2 separate regions of the Mus musculus genome follow, and region 1 is linked to region 2. Evidence: chromatin loops called from intact Hi-C (ENCODE). Cell type or tissue: left cerebral cortex. All regions are shown on one strand. Links, peaks and the distances in the headings refer to the core of each region. The heading gives the core; the rest is flanking DNA. Region 1 holds the start of Map4 (microtubule-associated protein 4). Region 2 overlaps Map4 (microtubule-associated protein 4).

Region 1 (11,620 bases), core at 1,786-9,785, 55 kb after region 2:
TGGTGTTACAGTAATTTCCAACCCCAATAAGCCCATATTATAAGCCAGCTATTATATGTATAAGCTATGTGCCTAGATTGGACAGATCTAGCACAATATTAACTTACTCCCCAGCTATGAGACCCTTTGCTACTTGGCAGTTTTCTCCTGGCCACGTGGTTCTGCTCAACTCTTCTATAAATCTAAAATGGTTTCAAAACAAAAGACTTTTTAAAGCTGTATTTCTTACAGAGTGTGGTGACATGTGTCAGTATTTTCAACACTTTTTAAGTTGTTTAATGAAAACAGAAGTCTGGCTGTGGTGGTGCACACCTTTAATCCTAGCACTTTAGAGGCAGAGGCAGATCTGGTTCAGGTTAGAAAAGATCTGGTCTACATAGTGAGTTCTAGGACTACACTGAGAAACCCTGACCAAAAAAAAAAAAGTAAAACAGAAAAATCTGGGCTGCATAGGTTAACACTGTTTCAAAAAAACAAAAACCTTTTGCCACTGTAAAAGAAAGAAAGTGATTGATGGCAGGCTTGATGGCACGTGCCTCTACTGTCAGCACCTGGGAAGCAGAGGCAGGCAGGCTCACGAGGCATGAGTTTCTTCAGAAAGGTTACATCTACATCTACTTCTCATCTCTGATTTTCTTGCATTTAATTACCTATTCTTTTTTTAAATTTATTTATTACTATACATAAGTAGCTGACTGCAGATGTGTCAGACCTCATTTCAGGTGGTTGTGAGTCACCCTGTGGTTACTGGGATTTGAACTCAGGACCTTTGGAAGAGCAGTCAGTGCTCTTACCCACTGAGCCATCTCTCCAGCCCTTAACTACCTATTCTTAACATTAAAAAAATAATAAGATTGGGAATACAGCTGAGCAGCAGAGATTTCCCTACCTTGTGCAAAGCTTTAGCCCTTGAACTGAGTGTAGTGTCACACGAATTCAAAGCCAGCCAGGGATATATAATAAAACCCTGTCTCAATAATAATAATCCACAAATTTTGAAATTGTCAACTACAAAGGTCTACAGTCAAAACTCAATCACCAAATTTGAAAGCAAAGTTAGGAAGAACCAAATCTCTAACTAAAGCTAAGCTATCTAGCTATAATACCAAAGCTGAATGCTGATATAGAACTGTGATATTCCCAAGCAAGAAGATGGCTTTAGTCCAGGAGCTTTTAGACCAGCCTGGGCAACACAAGACCCCAATCTCAGCGGAAAAAAGAAAATCCAGGTGCTTCCTTCAGTTGTCAGCAAACAATAGAAAATACTTTAATATAAAATGTAACCTTATTTGTATATTTGAGATTTTACCATACGCATACTGTTAAACATATGAATGGATTTGTTTTTCAACCTGAAAAGGGAAAATATTGGGAACATACCCCAATCTAGGTACAGTAAGCATATGCTTATAATCCTAACATTTGAAAAGCTTAAGCACAGCCAGGTAGTGGTGGTTCATGCCTTTAATCCTAGCATTCAGGAGACAGAAGCAAGTGGATCTCTGAGTTCTCGGCCAACCTGGTCTACAGAGCTCCAGAACAGCCAGGGAGGGCTACAGAGACAAACCCTGTCTTGGAGTGGGGTATACATGGACACACATCGGTGGTGAATGCTTTTTAATCTAACTAAGGCAGCAGGTGAATCTCTGAATTCAATGCCAGCCTGGTCTACAAATGGAGTTCTAGAATAGCCAGGGCTCAAAAAAACAAAAACAAAAGAACAAAAAAATAAAGGAATATGGATGAAGAGGATTGCTCTGAGCTCAGCTAAGGCCCAGGCCAGACTACATAGTAAAGTTCCAGGCCAGCCTGGGCTACAGAAAAAACCTTGTCTCCAAAAGTCTACAAAACAGGAGCACGGGAAATGGCTCAGAGGTTAAGACCAATTGTTGCTCTAGCAGAAGGCCCAGATTGGTTCCCAACACTCACATAGTAGCTCAGAGCCATTCCTGCCTTAAGGGATCCAACCCCTTCTCCTTACTTCCACGGGCACTAAACACGGTGCACATACAGAGGCAAAACACTCATGCATAAAATAAATAAACATAAAATAAAATTTTAAAAAATAATACAAGTCTCTAGCGGCAAGGCAGGGGCATCTCTGTGGGTTCAAGGACAGCCAGAGCGAGAGAGACCCTGTCTCTGACTCAAAAAAAGAAAAGAAAAAAAGCAAGATATAATAGTGAGAAGACCTGACAGCTCCGCCCAGCTCAGCAGATAAAAGCACTTGCTGCCAAGTCTGAATTTGAGTTCAATACCCAAACCCCAGGTAAATAGAGACTGACTCCCAAAGTTGTCCTCTGACCTCCACACTCATACGCACGTGCACACATACACGCACATACACACACATACACACACACACACACACACACACACACACACAGTAAATGTAAAAATAAGTAAAATATTAATCCCAGCACTTGGGAGGCAGAGGCAGGCGGATTTCTGAGTTCAAGGCCAGCCTGGTCTACAAAGTGAGTTCCAGGACAGCCAGGGCTGTACAGAGAAACCCTGTCTTGAAAAACCAAAAAAAAAAAAAAAAAAAAAAGAAAAAGAAAAAAAAGTAAAATAAATACAATAAGAGACACACCCTTGCATTTTCATTGCCCTCATTGTAATACTATAATCAACTGGTTTACTGATTAGGCTACCAAGAACAATGGAGGTGTTTTTGGGCCAGTGGATAATTAAATCCAATTGTGTACAAGGCATCAATACTTCAACAAGTACTGAAACCTGACTCATAAATCTCTGCTGAGTGTGTTTCCATCAGTATATCCCCCCCCCCTTTTTTTTCTTTTTTTTTTGGTTTTTCGAGACAAGGTTCCTTTGTGTAGCCCTAGCTATCCTGAAACTCACTCTGTAGACCAGCCTGGCCTCAAATTCAGAAATCCACCTGCCTCTGTCTCCCAAGTGCTGGAATTAAAGGTGTGCGCCACCACTGCCTGGCAAGTATATTCGCTTTCATTTAAAAAGCCCCTGGAAGGGCTGGCGAGATGCCTCAGAGATTAAGAGCACTGATTGCTCTTCCAAAGGTCCTGAGTTCACAATCCCAGCAACCACCCGTAAAGAGATCTGATGCCCTCTTCTGCTGGGTATGAAGTCAGTTACAGTGTACCTATGTATAATGATAAATAAATCTTTGAGCCAGAGCAAGCAGGGACTGGGTGAGAGGGGCTGACCAGAGAGCAAGCAGTGTTAACCCGAGCGAGCAGAGGTCCTAAAAAGAAAAAAAAATTCATTTGCCAATAACCACATGAAGGCTCATAACCACATGTACAGCTACATAAATCCTTTTTTTTGTAAACCCCTGAAAGATGGTAGGTACTAGCTCAAAAAGCAATAGTTTTAATTACTTTAAGCTAAGTGTAAAACGAGATTATGACTGACTTAAAAATATCAGCTTTGAAGGAAATGGTATGGACCATCAGACTCCATCAATTGAAAAGCCATGAACATATTCCCCAAAGTGGAGAAAAAGTTACAAAGTTGCAAGTACCTGCATCATAGTACAGACAGATCCAGCCTCTTGCTTAGCAACTGCAGTGTTGTCTACAAAACACTCAGCCTGTCATAGTCAGGGCATGACAACTGTTCACCCTAAATCCATGTGCTCAGCTTGGATTCAGGATTGATTTATAAAAATAGCTGCTGCTGCTGGTCTTTGAATCTCTGCGCTGATGACTGGGCAGTGTTACCCTATAGGCCTAGAGCAGCTGTATTTCCCTTACCACACCCATCGCTCTGCCTACCCAGCCAAGCTGCCGGCAACCGCCCCCCTCCCGTTTGTCACCCTCCCACCCCCACCCCCCAACTCTACACCATACTATTCTCCCTCCTCCTGGGCTGAGTGAGCAAATTACAAGCACAAATATCCCCTGATGCAATGCCACAACCATCCCTGGGAAAGAGCAGAGGCAGTTGCCAAAAGCGCAGCAGTAGGAAAACGGGCGGGAGACACTCGCAGGGAGCAAGAAACACTGCAGAGGCCCTGGGGAGAAATTCTGTAACTGGACCAGCGGAGGGCAAGGAGAAAGGGGGATTCCAGCAAAAGGCTGGGTAACACTAATCTTGCCTGAGAAGTACAGGCTACAACTCCGCTCCAGGAGGGGGCGAGTTCTGGATTCCTAAAACACAAACCTGTGGGGAAATCAGCCTCTTCCCCTAAAGACCAAATGCATTTAATCTACACAATCCAAGAGATAAGCAAACCCTCCCCAAAACGCCCAGGAGGCAATCTCAAGTAAAGTTGAGTTCCGACAGTAACAGTCCAAAAGAGCTCGTCCCGGGTGCTAAAATAAACCACAATCTCTGCTCCGAGTAACGTTTCCGACAGCCGCTGCTAGCCCTGGTCCCTGTTTCCGGACTCCGCACCCTTAACGTGACCCCTTTTGCATTCCCGAAGCCAGACACTAGATGCGCGTCAGTCCCCAAAGTGTGCGGGACCCACGCACACAAGGGCTCGAGTTGGATTCTCCAGACCACCCCTCGGCCCCACCCATAACCCCCAGAAGGGACACGCAGAGCTCGCCTCAGTCCCCACATACACGGACGCCCCTCCTGAAGCCTGGAGAAACGACCCCGGCGTCCTTCTGCATCCCGAACCCCACCCAAGGGCCCAGGCTGCAGTCGACCCTCAGTGTCCCGGCTCAGCACATGCCCAGCCTGAGGCAAGCCCCTCGGCTCCACAACCTCCGAAGCCCTGATACAAAATCTCTCCGCCCGCCTCGCCCCCTACGGTCCCCTCAGAAGGCGTCTCAGAAACTCCGAAGGTCACGCCCGCAGGCCCCCCACCAGGCCCCCTCTCTCAACCACCCCGGCGTCCCGTAGGCGGACAGCCACCGCCCTTCCCCGCCTCGGGAGGGACCTGCGGGGTCCCCGGCGGCCACCGCGAGAACCTGGGCGGGAGTCGTGGAGGTTAGTGAGGAGGCCGACCCTCCGATCTCAATCACAGCCGCACCTACCCGCCGCCGCCGCCGAGCCCAAGCCGGAGCCGCAGGAAGCCGGGAGAGGGCAGAGAGGAGCCGGGAGCAGCCGGGAGGAGCCGCAGAAGCCACAGACCTAGCCGGAGGGGCGGGGCACAGGGAGGTGGCCGCTTCCTCGTCGCCCTCTTGAAGGCCGGCACGAAGGCGGAGCGTGCTCGCCGTCAGCGGGTGCCGCCCCAGCCAATGGGCGCCACCGAAGGGCGGGCCGAGGCGCCGCGAACCAATCCACGCCGGCCCCTACTCCTCGCCCTCTCCGTGGAAGCAGCACGAGTGGCGGACCGTTGGCGCGGCGCGCGTCGGGGGTCTAGACTGCGGCCTCCCGCCCGCGGATGCCTCAGCGAATGGCGAGGCTCAGGCCGCCTCCGCCGTTCTGAGAGGGCCGCCGCTTCCTTTTCCAGCAGAAAGGATGCTAGTGTCAGGCGCACGCGCCTGCGTACGGGTGGGCCTGAGTGGGCCCCGCCGGCCCTGACTGGTGGGCTCTATGATGTAATCTGGGAGGGGCGGGGGCGGGGCCTTGGGTTCACTGCTAACCGCGAGGAACTGACTGGGAGCTGAGGGCGCAGCTCATAGTAGCTGCCTGAAACGTGGCTGGACCAAGTTGAGAAGGAACATTGTTGAATGCAAAACTGATTATATGGGGCCGGGCGTGGTGGCGCACGCCTTTAATCCCAGCACTCGGGAGGCAGAGGCAGGCGGATTTCTGAGTTCGAGGCCAGCCTGGTCTACAAAGTAAGGTCCAGGACAGCCAGGGCTCTACAGAGAAACCCTGTCTCGAAAAACAAACAAACAAACAAGAAAAAACTGATTATATAATTGGGAGTGTATTTAGTAACTTAAATAATTTCATGTTTCTTTTAGTTTTTTTCTTTTTTCAACGTAGTTACTTGAAAACTTAAAGATCACCTTTGTTCTGTTTTGGGTTTTTTGCACAGTGCCTCCCACCATAGCGCAGGCTGGCCTGAAATTCACTTTGCATCACCCACCTCCCTCAGAGTGATGGCAATCCCTCAGCCTCAGCCTCCTGAGTGTTGAGATTACAAATTTGAGCCGCCATACACAGCTAAAATTACCTCCTCCTACTCTCCTCTCCCCGCCCCCCTCCTCTAGAGTGTCACTACGGTCACATTATATTGCCTGTGCATAGTACTGGTCCAGAAGAAATAGTGATACCCAACTCCTTTATGCTTATTCCATGATCCACATATCTTAATCATCACAAGAGCCCTACATGGTTAATATATCCTCAGTGCCCTTTGTAGTTTTAGTTATGAGCCTTATCTTTAATAGTTTAATTTTCTCTCCAGCACTCCTCATTCTCATTATGTTAACAGGCAAGTTTAGTAACACCACAGTGTCAACAAGACAATGTTTGGCTAGTGGGGCTTTAACTTCAGTAGCCAGGTGCTAGGATTGTAAACTCAGGCATATAGGGGTTACCAGGAGAACTTGGTTAGGAAGTACAGCTGTGCTTTTGTAGCCTTAGGAAAGGTAAGCCTCAGTTTCCTCGTTTATGAAAATTAGATAATAGTCACTCTCAATAAAGTTACTAATAGGATGCCAAAGGTAAAATACCATATTCCCGATGAAGTCTCAGCATGGCTAAACAAATTATGTAAACCTGTGGAAGACTTCTAAACCTTTCTGTATCGATATTGTGTAACAGTTTCCTCCAAGATTGGAACTTTCCATTAAGCAGGAAGGCCCTGAAACCATCTAGTTTTACTAGGCTACTTCCTGCCAGAGTTCAGCGTCCCTCTCAGAAAAGAAGACCTACGCAGTAAAGAAGATTCTCAGAAGAGCAAAAGTTGCAGACTCTTAAGACCAGACCAGCTGCCTGAGAGAAGCAGAGACCAGCCAAGCCGCCTGGAAGAGGTTTAGACCAGCCTTACTTACTCAACCCATTGAGTGGCCTGCAGGCTATGCAGTGTGCCCCAGTTTTCCCAATTTGTGAGTTGTTACCAGTATTGGGGTGGGCCTTGGTGATTCAGCTGTCTTTGAGTCATTTCTGCTACTGTCAGTAACCCCTCACTCATATTTCATCATAGTACTGAAGGTAGCCCCAATAAAACTAATTGGTTCACCAAGCTGGGCTTTGGTTTGTCATGAGTTTCCTCTCTGGGATAAGTAGACTTCTGTATTGCATTTCCCCAGGGAAAGTTTTGTCACACAATACTCATTCATTTAAGCAGTAAATGGAGATGATGATAATATACATGAGATCCATATTAGTAACTGTCCTAAAGTACATACATAGTTACTTACGATTTAGTAGACATAGTTTACTGTTAAAGCCATAGTAACTGGAGAAATGGGTCAGCGGTTAAGAGCACTGACTGGTTTTCTAGAGGTCCTGAGTTCAATTCCCAGCCACAACATGGTGGCTCAAAACCATCTGTCATGGAAATTGATGCCCTCTTCTGGTGTGTCGTGTGTCTGAAGACAGCTACAATGTGCTCATATATATTAAATCATATTTTAAAAAATCATAGTAACTAACCTAATGTAACAATACACACCTTTAATCCCAGCACTTGAGAGGCAGAGGCAGGCAGATCTCTGTGAGCTCAAGTTCAGCCTGATTTACACAGCTTATTCCATGCAAGCCAGAGAGATGGTGAGAGCCTATCTCAAAAAAATTTTAGGGCTGGGGAGATGGCGTAGCGGGTAAGAGCACTGACTGCTTGCTCTCCTAGAGGTCCTGAGTTCAAATCCCAGCAACCACATGGTGGCTCACAACCATCTATAATGAGATCTGACATCCTCTTTGGTGCATCTGAAGACATCTACAGTGTAGTTAGATATAATAAATAAATCTTTTAAAATTTTTTTTAATTAATTAAAAAAAAAAAAACCTAAGAGAGCAAAAGGATGCCCTGGCATTGTGTGCTGAGGCAATTGGATACCAAGTTAAGGTCAACTAGGCCACCTAAGGTCAAGAACAGCCTGAGCCATATAATGAGACTGTGTCTTTTTTGTTTTGAGTTTTGTTTTGTGTTTTGTTTTTTCGAAACAGGGTTTCTCTATATTACAGCCTTGACTGTCCTAGAATTCTTTGTAAACCTTGCTGGCCTCAGACTCTCAGAGATCCACCTGATTCTGCTTCCCAGATGATGGGGTTAGCCCAGCTGAGACTGTCTCTGTAAAAATAATAATAATAATAAGCTGTGTGGTGATGGTGCAGGACCTTAATACCAGCCCTCAGAAGGCAGAGGCAGAGGACCTTAATACCAGCACTCAGAAGGCAGAGACAGGGGCAGGAGCAGGGACAGGCAGCCTACAAAGTAATTTCCAGGATAGCCAGGACTACACAGAAAAACCCTGTCTCCAAGAAGCAAAACAACAATAATAAGAGTCCAGTGGTCCGTGCTTGTAATTCCATTATTTGGTAAGTGGGAGTTGGAGGATCAGGAGTTCAAGGCCAGCCTGGGATACATGAGACCCTATATCAAATAAACAAAAAAAGTAAAGGTTTTGTGGGAAAGATACAGAACTATAAATAGATAACCATAGAAAGACCATTAATACAACCCAGAAAAGCAAAATATCTGTTATAGATTGCACAGCTGTTATTTAGTGAATCAGAAACCTTGAGCAGGGACTGGAGAGATGGCTCAGTGTTTGAGAGCACTGACTGCTCTTCTACAGGCATCCTGAGTTCAACTCCCAGCAACCACATGGTGGCTCACAACCATCTGTAATGAGATCTGATGCCCTATCCTGGTGTGTCTGAAGAGATCGACAGTGTACTCATATACCTAAAATAATTAAGATAAATCTTTAAAAAACAAAAAAAATATAACCCAGCACTTGGAAGATGCAGATAGGAGAACCAACTGTTCAAGGACAAGTTTGACAACACAGCTCAAGAGACCAAAACAAAACAAAAGAACAAAAGGCAATTCAGTTACCTTTCCTCTACATGTCTGAAATGGAAATAAGGTTATAATGCCAGAAGCATTTTAAAACAAGCCAGAAGCGACAGACAAGGGTGAGGAGGTAGACTGAAAAGAAGCTAGGTCCCTAAGGTGGCTCTAGATTGCCTGTAAAGTAGAAAACCTCTTGCTAATCCTAATTACAGACCTGTAATTATAACTACTCGTGAGATTGAGGCCGGAAGATTGCAAATTGAAGGCCAGCCTGGATTATATATTGAGTTTAAGACAAGTTTGGTGGTGTATGCCTTTAACCCCAGCTTTAAAACAGAGGCAGGTGGAGCCCTGTGAGTTCTAGGCCATCCACAGCTACATAGTAAAACCCTGTCTTTAAAAAAACAAAACAGGGGCTGGAGAGATGGCTCAGGGGTTAAGACTGCTCTTCCAAAGGTCCCGAGTTCAAGTCCCAGCAACCACATGGTGGCTCACAACCATCCGTAATGAGATCTGACGCCCTCTTCCGGTGTGTCTGAAGACAGTTACAGTGTACTTACATATAATACATAAATAATTCTTTAAAAAAAATCAAGCTAATAGATCCTTCGTCTAATGGTGACGTCTACCCATAGCCATCTGCAGCAACCACAATCCCGGCTGATGTGCTAGGAGTAAGAGGCCTGGACTGTAAGATTAGAAACTCAGTCTCAATTACAGACTGGCCTGCAGTAGAGCAGACGGTGCAGCCTTGGGTAAGCTATTCTAACCCCTGGACCTCCGTTCCTCATGACTGTCGGGAAGTGGAACAGACAATTTCTTCTGCTTCTTGCTGTCTGGATCTCACTGACCACTGTACTAGGATTTCCTTTCACTTGAAGACACCTCCCTCATGGCTGGCTGGGTGTTCTTGTTCCTTTGACTGAGAAACCTGAATCCCCCTCAGTAGATACGGGGGTGGGGGCGCACACTTTTAGAGCATTCCAGTACCAACAAGTCACCCTACCCAGGTTCTGGTTCTGTTTTCCTTTCGTTTATCTTCTACTAGAGTCGTCAAAGGCAGAGAAGGTTGTTTCTAGTTTCAAAACAATGGTGCACTGCATTCAGTACTGCTCCTGAACTTGCTGTCTGGTTTTTCCTCAAAAATCCTCAAATGAGAGGGTTGTGGACCCTCAAAGGACCCTCCCGAGGATGGCAGTCTAAGATTGATATTTTTAGAATATGTATTATTTTTATTTATGTGTGTGGGTAGCCATGCCTACAAGTACCCAAGGAATCCAAACAGGGCATCAAATTCCCTGCAACTGGAGTTACAGAAGGTTGTGAGCCACCAGATGTGAGTATGAGTACACAGAACCAAACTCAGTTCCTTTTCAAAAACAAGACGCGCTCTTAGTTTCCAGCTCCAAATTACTTTTTCTTCATTTTATTTGTTTGTTTGCTTATGTGTATTTATTTATTTATTCATTTATTTATTTATTTTGAGGGGTTTGAGACAGGCTTTCATGAAACTTGCTCTGTGTGTAAACCTGCCTGGTCTTGAACTCACAAAAATCCACCTGCCTCTGATTCTGAGTGGTGGGGTTAAAGGCATATGCCACCAAGCATTGCATTTCTGACACAGGGTCTCCAGTGTCCTAGGTTGGCCTAGAACTCTATACATAGCCAAGGATAACCTTTCTGTCCTCCTATGCTAGTGCTACAGGTATGCACATCTATGTGTACTGCTGGGATTTAACTAGAGCTTTATAGATGTTAGGCAAGCATTCTATAAACTGAGCTACAGCTCCTGATATATATGTGTGTGTATGTGTGTGTGTGTGTGTGTGTGTGTGTGTGTGTATGTGTGTATACACACACACATACATATATATATACATATATATATATATATATATGAATGACTAGTCTTCTAGCCGAGGCTAGCTTTCAGATCTCCTCTGAGCTAAGAATGACCTTGATTATTTACTTATTTATTTATTTATTTAGAGACACACTCTCACTATGTAGTCCTGGATGACTTGGAACTCACCAAGTAAACCTGTCCAGCTTCAAACTCAGAGATCTACCTGCCTCTGCCTCCCAAGTATTGGGATTAAAGGAATAAACTGCCAAGTCCAGCCAACCGTGAATTCTTCATCTTTCTACCTTCCCAGAGCCTAGATTGGCCTCCAACTCAGTATCCTCCTGCCTTAGACTCTTGAAGTGCTCAGATGCTGGGATTATAGGAAGTGTCACTATGGTGGTTTGAATAGGAATAGCCCCCATAGAAACTCATAAAAACTCATGTGTTTGAATGCTTGGCCCACAGGGAGTGCCACTATTAGTAGATGTGGTCTTGTTGAAGTAGGTGTGGCCTTGTTGGAAAAAGTATATCACTGTGAGTTTGAGCTTTGAGGTCCTATATACTAAAGCTATGTATACCTAGTGTGGCATATACTCTCCTTCTGCTGCCTGTGGATCAAGATGCAGAACTCTCAGCTCCTTCTTCAGCACCATGTCTGCCTGCACACTGCCATGGTTCCTGCCATGAGAATAATAGAGTAAACCTCTGAAACTGTAAGCTAGCCTCAATTAAATGCTTGCCTTTATGAGTTATCATGGTCATGGTGTCTCTTCACAGCAATGAAACCCTAACTAAGACAGCCACCATCTCTGGCTAGGGTTTTGTGATTGTGTTGCTTTTCTTTTTTTTTAATTGCTTTTTCTGTTTTCTTTCTAGGATCTATGTCCTAGCTGCAGAGCATAACCACTAAGCTATGACTC
Region 2 (11,620 bases), core at 1,215-9,214:
TCAAACCCAATGATTTTCAAAAATTAATTTGAGTTATTAATTGGCTACAGCTCACTACTGGATGAACTACTAAAGTGTTAAATAATTTGTTTCAAATGTTACAGGGAAATTCAGACTTAGATAGTACAAGATGGCTAGCAAAGAGAGCAGAGAGTTAACTTTAGTAGAAAAGAGACAGCAGAATGCATATGTGGATCATATAGGTCGCAAACCAGACTGTATTTTGGTTATCTTGTCTTCAATTCATTCTCCTACGGGGCTCATTATGCAAAGAGAAGGTAGTATTTTAGAATGGGTTTACGTAGCATACAAAGTAAAAAATTAAAGACTTATATAGAAAAGGTTTCTGATTTAATTATGAAAGGAAGAATAAGACTGTCAATTGTCTGGAATAGAACAAGTAGAAATCCTACTGTCATATACTAACACTGAGATTACTTCATTATAGGTAACCAATGAAGACTGGCAAATAGCTTGTAGCAACAGTAAATATCCTAAAAACAAGACTCCAGTTTATAAAAAGAACTAATTGGGTTCCCCCACATATTATAAAAGGAATACTAATTCCTGAAGCACCTGCATTTTATACTGATGCAAGTAAGTTGGGAATAGCTGGTTATGTAAGTCAGAAAAAATAAGCAAAGTAATTCAAAGCCCATGTGATTAAGGTCAACAGAGTTGTATGCAATTCTTATGGCATTATTAGATTTTCCTGAACCTCTTAATATAATTACTGACTCTCAATATGCAGAAAGAGTTGTTTTGCATGTAGATACTCTTGGATTTATTCCAGATAATTCAGAATTAACCTTGTTATTTATGCAACAGGCAATCAGAAATAGAAACTATCCATTATATATCACCCATATTTGGTCTTATACAGGCTGGCCAGGTCCATTAGTACAAGGAAATGAAGAAACTGAGCAATTATTAATGTAATAGGAAATGTATTATTAGAAGCCTCAATATTTCATGAAAAACACCATGTTAACTGTAAAGGTTTTTTAAAAATATACCGATCACCTGGAAACAAGCCAAGAAATATATAAGAAAATGTCCTACTTGTTCTTTGTATAACCTGTGGTTTTTAAAACAAAAATCCCAGCCATTCAATTATACCAATGAAGATTCAGGAGCCAAATGCTGTGGTGAAAACCTGCTAGCTTTGAGAAGCAAGGAACTCACCCAGCTGACCTTCCTACTCCACAGACATCCCAGAAGGAAAAGGCCCTTCTCCTTCTCCATGCTGTCTTAAATACCCTTCACATCAAAGAAAGGTCTTCCTTTCTGTTTACTTCACTGTCATCCACTGTCAGTTGGCAAGCATGCTCTGCCTCCTGACCTAGCATTGACTTTGTTTAGCTTTCAAATTAAAGGTGTATGCTAGGGCTGAGCCACACCACAAATGCTTGTTTACAAATACCAGAATGCTCTTGGGTTACAGGTGTATGCTAGGGCTAAGCTACACCACAACAAGGTTTTTCCAGTTTACAATCTTGAGGTTCAAAATGTGTTCAAATATCTTGCAACATTTCCCCCTTTTTGTCTAAATAAAAGACTCTCTAACATTGGTAAGCTATATACTCTGGTAAGAATTACATTCATAATACCCAGTCCATTTGTATTTGGCAACCTTGGAGAAAGTACTCTACTATATATCCTATCTTGGTAAATCAAAAGTTCTGTACCTAAATCATTTTCTATCATAACTTGCATTTATCAACATAAAAACATCTTTTTAGATCTTAAAATATTTTCTTAATTCCTAAAGAACTCAAGCTTAACTATGAGACTATAACGATAGTCTCCAACCCTATCAGAGACATGAAAAGGCTAAATATTACCTGAATAAGCAAGAAATGCTAAGTAAGCAGCTTTCATAACTACAGAAAGGACAAATACTGCTAGCTCCCTTACAATCACCCAAAATTCCTCTGCAACTTTGGAACATCCATTTCTTTGGCCTACTGGTCCAGAATATCTCACAGATTTTTCTGTGAAACAGGAATCATGAAGGACTTCTCTACGCTGTCCTGGCACATTTGGCACTTCACTTTCTTTGTGTCCTGCTTTTTTTCCACAGCTTGGACAGCATACAGTCAGCAGTTTGAAGCAAGGCCAGTTTCTTGCCTGGTGGCAGCTTGCCACATTTGAAGCAAACTCCACAAGGATGTTCTTCAATGTTCATTATCTTCTTTGAAATTGTATGGGGGTACTGCCAGAATGTGACATGTCTCATTGTCAAAAAAGTCTTAAGCTAATAAAACATCTTTAAATGCCATCTATCTCAGTGTATTTGAATAGGGAAACGTTGCTTGTCTCTAGTGTACTCTCTGATTAACTTTGAAAACATCCATGATCCATAAACTAATACCTAACAAAACTACAAGTTTGATTGACTTGCATTTCTTAATTATCCTAAACAACTTGTACTGGTAGCTTTCAAAAGGACAAGAACTTTACGTTGCATTTTTAAGAATCACAAAGGTGCAATATCTTAAAAGGAGTTGATACATAGTATGTTGTAACTAAAATATAACCTTAATTTTGTATCATATACAAAGATCTATACCAATGCAACCAAATACAACCTTAATTTTGTATCAATATCTGTAAAAGTAGATTCAATTATCTACCTTTCTTCCCTATTATTCCTATACCCCCTCCCATTTTTGTCTTTAAAAAATCCCAGAAGGAAAAAGTCCATTCTCCTCTACAACTTCCTTAAATACTTCCTAACTTAATCTCTTTCCTTTCTGTTTACTTTTCTGTTTACTCCCTGTCAACTGATTGCTTGTTCCTCATCTTAACCTAGGGTTGACTTTGTTTAGCTCTTGTGTTAAAGATGTGTGCCGGAAGGAAGGAAGGAAGGAAGGAAGGAAGGAAGGAAGGAAGGGAGGGAGAGAAGGAGGAGGGGGAGGGGAAGGGGAGGAGAAAGAATTGGGGGGGGGGGAAGGAAGGTAGGTAGGTGTGTGCTAGGGTTGAGCCACACAAGGTTTTTCCAGTTCTCAATCCTGGGGTTCACAATGTGATCAAATATTCTATAACAATAATCAAACTCCATTACCTACTGGAAGTAACTCCTAAAGGCAACAAAAGAAATGAAATCTGGCAAGGGGATTATGGAAACTGGGATTCAGGAGGGGGTGAGAGAGGTGGAGTCTCAAACCCAGGAAACAAGACTCCAGAGACCAGCACTAAGGTGCAGATCTACTGTGCTACACAGCAGCAAGAGTGTTTATATGGCCTTTGGGCCAATAGAGAATTGACACAAGCTCTAGAATAGTCAACCATCTCACAGGCATTATGGGGAGGTGCCAGGCTGCCAGCACCCACGTGGACTTCCATATAGATGGAGGGTTGAAGCACCCACTGCACTGTTTTGGGCCATCCTGAGGCTCCAGTAGTTTGCTAGGATCCTCTATTTTGTGTGCACAGTATGCCAGTGTACATGGTCACTAGTACTACAGAGGAGCTTAGAGGCTTTGCTTACCATCCACTAGGCCACATCCAGGGGCTCAGCACCCACAATGGGTATGTTTCATTTTTCAGAATTTAGGAAACTAAAGTTTGTACACCATACCACTGATTATACTCAGGGTTTCAATGTGCAATGGCTATGAGTTTTTTTTGTTGTTGTTGTTTGTTTTTTGTTTTGTTTTGTTTTGTTTTGTTTTTCAAGACAGGGTTTCTCTGTATAGCCCTGGCTGTCCTGGAACTCACTTTGTAGACCAGGCCTCGAACTCAGAAATCCGCCTGCCTCTGCCTCCCAAGTGCTGGGATTAAAGGCGTGCGCCACCATCACCCAGCGGCTATGAGTTTTGAAAAAGCTGATTCTGGGGCTAGAGAGATGGCTCAGGGGTTAAGGGCCCTGGCTCTTCTTCCAGAGGTCCCAAGTTCAATTTCCAGCAACCACATGGTAGCTAGCTTACAACCATCTGTAATAGAATCCTATGCCCTCCTCTGGTGTGTCCAAGGAGAGCCACAATGTACTTAAGTACATAGAATAAATAAATCTTAAAAAAAAAGCTGATTCTGTAATTATACATTTACTGGAAGTAATCACTAATATAGGAATTCCTGTACAATATCCCTACATATATATCCAGAAAGATGAAGCAATTCTTTGCAAATTATAATATAATGTTACAGGTATACCAAACAATCATATAGGACAGGCAATTATAGAAAGATCTAATTGTATTTTAAAAGAAATGCTTATAAAACAAAAAGAAAGAATAAAGACCCTCTAGGATAGACTAAATAGTACTCTGTTTAAATTTCCTAATGTTAATGAGAAAGGAACAACAGCAGCTGAGAGACACAGGGTTATTTTTAAAAAATTGTGGAATTAACTCAGTCTATATACTATAAGGATGTATTAACATCAGAACGGAATCCAAGAATATCTTGCATTGGGGACATGGATTTGTTTATCTTTCTATAGGAAACAAAAAGCTGTGATAACATCAAACAAAGCTAAGAGTTGATCGGGAGATCTTCTGAGAAGATAACCTGACCAGTCACTGCCTTTGCCTTCGAGCCAAAAAATCCTGGTCAAGAGATCTTCGATCCTTAACCACTGAAAGGTCTATGAGCAGGACTTTGGTCTACAGCAATACAGAGGCCATCTACAATGCAGAGCAACAATAGGCCTATGTGAAGAATTTTAAGACAGACTGCTGAATACCACATCCTGCATGCCCAAGTCAGAACTATAAGTAAGCCAAAGGTTCACAGAACTGAGGGAAGAGAGATTAAGAGACTTTGACAAGGAACTCCAGAAAATAAGATGCTAGAAGATAAGACAGTCCAGGATTATAAATGGTTCAAGAAATACTCAAGTTAGCCAGACGTGGTGGCGCACGCCTTTAATCCCAGCACTCGGGAAGCGGGGACAGGCGGATTTCTAAGTTCGAGGCCAACCTGGTCTACTGAGTGAGTTCCAGGACAGTCAGGGCTATACAGAGAAACCCTGTCTCGAAAAACAAAACAAAACAAAACAAAACAAAAACAGAAAGAAAGAAAAGAAATGGATATAAAAAGGCAACAGAAGGGCTAGAGCATGACTGTTCTTCCAGGGGTCCTGAGCTCAATTCCCAGCAACCACATAGTGTCTCACAACCATCTGTAATGGGATCTGATGCTCTCTCCTGGTGTGTCTGACGACAGCGATAATATACTCACATACATAAATTTAAAAACTTAAATTAAAAAAAAAGAAAGAAAGAAAGAAGAGAAGAGAAGAGAAGAGAAGAGAAGAGAAGAGAAGAGAAGAGAAGAGCAGAGCAGAGCAGAGCCAAGTCAGCAGAGACAGAGCGCGGTAGAGCATTAGAGGAGGATTGGACTAGGGTCAGAGAAGAGTAGGGCAGAGTAAGTACAGTTCAGGTGGCAGAAGAGTAAAGTCAAAAACAGTGAAAGGTGATAATTGAGAAGGTGACAGTTGAGCCAGGAGAAGCTGAGCTGAGTCAGAAAAGATATTGTTAGAAGACAAGAGAAAAACCCACACAAAGAGAGAAAAAAGAAAATAGCTATAATTGAGGACAGCCAGGGCTACACAGAGAAGCCCTGCCTCAAAAAAAAGCAAAACAAAAAACAAAAAGGAAAGGGTTAAGGAGCCGAGTGGCAGCTGTGCTGTGAGCCAGGAGAAAGCTTCAGGCCAAGCAGAAAGACTGAGCACAGGCTCAGCGCAGCCAGACTCTTGCCAACATCACCCTCTTGTGGCAAATTTGGCAGACTGCACTATTTCATTAAGGCCAAGTCACATGCAGTCTGTCCACTAGTCTGTCCAGACTGACTGACATCCTCTAACCTATCCTCTGTACTCTGCACATGACCTGAAAACGCTGGACCAAGGCTCATCCTTGAGGAGCGCTATCCTAGACTAATTTCCTTATATTTTTTATGTAGACCAGGCTAGGTTGGATCCACCTGCCTTCCAAATGCTGGGATAAAAGGCATGTACCACCACCTAACTTTTTATTCTACAAAAATGCTAGCCTCAAAGAACTTAGTCTTAATTTCTATCTTACAAATGGGACACAGAATAAAGTCTTAAGCGAACTGCCCACAAACTTGCTAACTGCTTGTGGAAGCCAACAATGAGTAAGGTACTCACTAGCATAAGACAGCCACAGAATCTGTTACTGCTATTTGAAAGGCATGCAAGGGCGAGGCACAGAGTACTGATAATAAACTCCTAGGCATTGGGCAGTTTAGGAGTAATCAGGGAAGAGCAATACATCTGGAAACAATTTCAAACGCAGTAGACAACAAGCAAGCCACTGCACCCACTCATGAAATGCATCCCTCAGGCCGGACATGATGGCGCACGCCTTTAATCCCAGCACTCGGGAGGCAGAGGCAGGCGGATTTCTGAGTTCGAAGCCAGCCTGGTCTACAGAGTGAGTTCCAGGACAGCCAGGGCCACACAGAGAAACCCTGTCTCGAAAAACAAACAAACAAACAAACAAAAAAGAAAAAAAAGAAATGCATTCCTCGCTTTAACAGAAAAGGATTCTTAGGGGGCGCTGGTGCCATCATGTTTATTTAAAAAAAATTGTACATAGGGAAAAAAGCAACTTTCCTTTTCATCAACTAATCTCATTTTATGTTTTGAGATGAGGTTTCTTGTAGCCCAGGTTATCCTTGAAAAGCCTATGTAACCACCTTAATTTCTTTATCAAGCTAGGATCTCATAGGTGTGGATGACAATGCATGGTTTACCGCTCACTTTTTAGTTAAAGACAGGGTGGTCATTTAAGAATTAAAGGAAATAAAGTCAACTACTGTTCTATTACACGCATAGCTCATTCAGCTGCCCCCTCTATATCTAGATATGAGGACAATGCTTTAAACTTCCCTTGATTGGCCCGAGCCTACAATCAAACAAGTGAGAACCTAACCAAGCCTGCTCCAAAAACAAAACACAAACTCAAGGTGTATACCTCGACTTTGAGCACCCAAAAAAAAAGTAAAATCAAACACAAATGATGAGGGTTAATAAATCGGCCTTGAGGAACATGCTTACAATCCCAACACAGAGAAAGCTGAACCAGGAGAGCCAAAGCTCCAGAACAGCATAGGCTACACCTTAAGACCCAAAGTAACAATAAGTCTTTAGAGCTCTTCTTCCATAATGCCTAAAAACTATTCCAAGTAACTTACTTGTGGTTAGAGATGACCCACTGTCTAAATTCACTTATTGCTATAGCACAGAATCCAAATTCAGTTCTCAGAACCCATGTAGGGCAGCTTACAACTGCTTCTAATAACTCCAGGCACCTTATGGTCTCCAAACATAGCATAACTCATACAAATACATAAACATAAATGAAAATAAGATAAAATAAATCCTTTTCATTTCTCTTCTTTGTTTTGTTGTTGTTATTTAATATAGGGTTTCTGGGCAGTCCTGGAACTAGCTCTGTAAATCATGTTGGCCTTGAATGTAGAGATCCACCTGCTTCTGCCACCTGAGTGCTGGGATTAAATCAATGCACCAACACTGATTGGCTATAAATCTTTTTCTTAAAACATACTGGTTCTTGGGACTGAGTGATGACTAAGTGTTTAAGAACACCTGGTGCTTTTGCAAAAGATCTAGGTTCGGTTCAAAGTTCCCACATAGGAGCTTAGAACCATCCTTACTATACAGCAGTTCGGGGGATCTAGCACCCTCTTCGGGCCTCTACAGGCACCAGGCATGCACACAGCACACATATACTGGCAGGCAAAACACTCAATATACATTTAAAAAGAACTGTGTTGGCGGGGCTACAGAAATGGCTCAGAGGTTAAGAGCACTTGTTGCTCTTGCAGAGAACTCAGTTTCAGTAATCAGCACCTGTATAAAGTGTCCCATAAATAGTCACAAACCCAGTTCCAGTAGACTCAACAGGTATGCATGTAGCATACCCATACACCCACACAGACAAAACCTTCACACACATAATACAATCTTTTTTAAATATTTAGATATATTGATTCTTACTTTTACATTATTTTATTATTACTATCATTATTTTGCATGCATGGATGTTTATGCATCACATGCAGAGGCCATAAAGGGGCACTGGAAATTGTACTGGCTGGCTTTGTGTGTCAACTTGACACAAGTTGGAGTTATCACAGAGAAAGGAGCTTCAGTTGAGGAAATGCCTTACAGCTGGATCTCATGGAGGCATTTCTTCAACTGAAGCTCCTTTCTCTGTGATAACTCCAGCCTGTGTCAAGTTGACACACAAGACCAGTAAATTTGTACCAGCATAGTGGTGTATTCCTGTGACAACCTGATAATGTTTTGGGGAGGACTGTGGAAGGACTTTGGGCTAGAAGAGCCATTGAAGCGGATATTCTGTAGGAGCTTGGAAGATAATGTTGAGAACAGTGCAAATGATGGAGGCCAGCCTTGTAAAATTTCAGAGGAAAGACTCTTATCAGGGTCGTGATGTTTTGATTGTGAAGATTCTGTGGTTTTGGTTAGCTGGGGCTGAAGAATCGGCTGTGATTAACAAGATACCAGAACTACTAAAGCAAATCTTTGTGTTACTGGGACTATTGATGCTGGTTAGCTGGAACTAAGAAATTAGTGTTAATTAAGAAGAGACCAGCATCACAGAGGTGAAATCTTCTGGGAAGTGTTTTTTGAGAGCTGTTTTCCAGAGATAGCCAAGGATGTACTTCATGCTGCAGCTGGACTTGGTAATGTATAAGAGTCACCCAGGTGGTACTGGTTATGAGACATGAAGGGGTCATGAAGAGCAGCTGAGGCCCAGCACTGTGAGAAGTCATGAAAGGCTATTGGTGTAGGTGCAGCTTCAGTTGCAATTGATGGCCCAAAACCATTGTGGGGTCATGCAAAAGAGTTGAAGAGAGCCTATGAGTGGATCCTATTACTTCGGATCCTATTACAGTTGGTTGAGAGCCATCATGTGGTTGCTGGGATTTGAACTCAGGACCTTCAGAAGAGCAAACAGCCAGTGCCTTTACCTGCTGAGCCATCTCACCAGCCCATACTTCCCTATTTTTACCCATTTGTATCAGTCCTAAACTGTGGGAATATAAACCAGTTATAAGAAAACAGAAAATTAAGAAATAAGCTTCTGCCAGGCAGTGGTGGCAACGCCTTTAATCCCAGCACTTGAGAGGCAGAGGCAGGCAGATCTCTGAGTTTGAGGCCAGAGTGAGTTACAGGACAGCCAGGGCTATACAGAGAAACTGTGTCTTGAAAACAAAAAAAGGAAAGGGGAAGGGGAGGAAAGGGAAAAAGAAAAAGGGAAAGGAAAGGAAAGAAAGAGAGAGAGAAGGGGAAGAAAGGGAAGGAAAGAAAAGAGAAAAGAAATGAAAAGAAGTAAGCTTCTTCAAACTCTGCAGAGAATCCGTTGAGTGGGAGGAACACCACAGCTACCCATTAGCTTCCACAATATTAGGCCTTACCACTTCCTATTGAATTTCCCTTATTTTCATGTGAGTCAGTTAAAGGACCACTGTGAACTATTTTCCATTAAGAAATCCAATTTTCTCCTTGGAGCCAATATTTATGTGAATATGGTAAGATCTTCTACTCTCAATTCTTCACATGATAGAGTGTATGTATGTCTCCCCATACAAAGCCAGCAGGTTTTCCACTTTGGTTATAGAAAGTCAAAAGTGATGTCAATCCCACATCAACCCTAAAAAGACAGCTGAGGGCTGGGGGGCTAGGAAGACACCTCAGGTGGTAATATGCTTGCCTTGCAAGCAAGGAACAGAAAGACACCCAGAATCAATGTAAAATGGCAGGGGAGGAAGGCAGAAATAGGCAAATTTCTAAAGCTTACCAGTCTAGCCTACTTGGTCAGTTTTAAGCCAGTGAAGGACAGTGTCACAAAAACTACAATAAAAATAACAAACACTGGCCCAGTGAGATAGCTAAGTGAGGAAGGAAAGACACTTGCCACCAAACTTAATGGCCTGAGTTCAACCTCCAGGATCCACAAGGTGAAAAGAAAAACATGGACCCTGTTAATTGTCCTTTGACTTCTATACAGCAAGCACAAAGGTGTTTGAGAAACAACATCCAACACTGTCCCCTGGCCTCCACATGCAGTGTACACACCTCCTCCTCAGATGAAAATAATCATAACCTGAAGAGTACTATTTCATCCTCCTCCTCCCTCCCTCAGTCCCATGCAGCTCAGTCTTGGAACCTGACAATGCAAGCTTCAAATCGCAAAGTTCTGAACCTCTGTCTTCACCCAAGTGCTAGGATTACAGGTGTGTTGCTACCAAGCTAGTTACATGGGGTTCAAACCCAACCCAGAGCTTCATATACTGTAAGCTTGGCTAATCCCTAGGGACAAACTAAGCTCAGATAGAATTATTGATACATTTAATCAAGTGATAAAAAGAAAATTATCAGACTGGAGAGAAGGCTCAGCGGCTAAGAGAACTGACTGCTCTTCCTGAGGTCCTGAGTTAAATTCCCAGCAAGCAACCACATGGTGGCTCACAACCATCTGTAATGGGATCCAATGCCTCTTCTGGTGTATCTGAAGAACTCATATACATAAAATAAATAAACCTTTAACAAAAATAGTATTAAAAAGAAAAGAAACAAAACAAAACAAAACAAAAAGCCAGACGTGGTGGCGCACGCCTTTAATCCCAGCACTCGGGAGGCAGAGGCAGAGGCAGAGGCAGAGGCAGAGGCAGAGGCAGAGGCAGAGGCAGGCAGATTTCTGAGTTCGAGGCCAGCCTGGTCTACAGAGTGAGTTCCAGGACAGCCAGGGCTATACAGAGAAACCCTGTCTCGGGAAAACAAAACAAAACAAAACAAAAACAAAAAAAGAAAGAAAAAAGAAAAGAAAAATATCAATTTTGCATAGCTAGTCTAGAAGACAGACATTAGGGCACACATGCTCTGCTCTCTCTCCAGCTCATGCTGTTTGCTTATCCATTGTGTGGGGCTTTGTTTTATTTTGCTTCATTTCTTTTTTTTTTTTTTTTTTTAAAAAAGATTTATTAAGTACACTGTAGCTGTCTTCAGACCCTCCAGAAGAGGGAGTCAGATCTCATTATAGATGGTTGTGAGCCACCATGTGGTTGCTGGGATTTGAACTTCGGACCTTCGGAAGAGCAGTCGGGTGCTCTTACCCACTGCATTTCAGACACAGATCAAGTTCTCCTCAAACTTTCAATAGTTCTACCTCAGTCTTCAATGGCAGCCAACTCATTTTTGAAGTCTGCATGATTTCAATTCTAAATCCAAACAAAAGAGCACGCTAACTCACTTAAAATGCTGTTCCATGCAAAAGTGAAGCACAAGATGCCCACGTGTTCTAGGCTGATAAAGCAGGGTAGACAATGATTTCCAGGGCTGCTTGAGTTGCAGCATGAGATTCTGTCTCAAAATACTAAACCACCGACCAAATATACATACAAATTACTAGAAAACTAAATCAATATTCCTCTTAAATATAGATAGAAAAATCCAGCCAAAAAATTAAATAAACAAACAAATAACCCACAGCCAAGTTATTAATAAAGCTGCCCTTTCTTAAAGGCTTTAGGTGTGTTTTACTCCAACCTGGGATCACCCAACAATCTGATTCCAACATAAGCTGGAATATAAGCACAA

The links. A loop is a pair of places that touch in the nucleus more often than their neighbours do. Peaks named below come from ENCODE experiments on the same cell type or tissue, not always from the same donor. Only the 100,000 strongest peaks of a DNase experiment are listed, where the experiment ranks them.
Region 1: it touches region 2 in a loop (2.9-fold over the local background); 10 of 42 quality-filtered maps call a loop at or near these places.

What each region holds. Positions count from the first base shown.
Region 1 is chr9:109,925,288-109,936,907 of GRCm38, reverse strand. It overlaps Map4 (microtubule-associated protein 4), which reads right to left and starts at 5,134. Exons shown (of 19, transcript NM_001205330.1): 1 at 4,968-5,134. In left cerebral cortex, for the core only: CTCF peaks have their summits at 3,901, 4,109 and 5,024 (motif pointing right); DNase peaks (open chromatin) are centred at 5,260, 6,004, 8,673, 9,675 and 2 more places; H3K4me3 peaks cover 2,604 bases; H3K27ac peaks cover 2,305 bases.
Region 2 is chr9:109,979,732-109,991,351 of GRCm38, reverse strand. All of the region lies in intron 2 of Map4 (microtubule-associated protein 4), which reads right to left. Among named protein-coding and RNA genes, the nearest start is that of Map4, 54 kb to the right of the region's middle. In left cerebral cortex, for the core only: CTCF peaks have their summits at 5,731 (motif pointing left) and 7,716 (motif pointing left); DNase peaks (open chromatin) are centred at 2,112 and 5,707.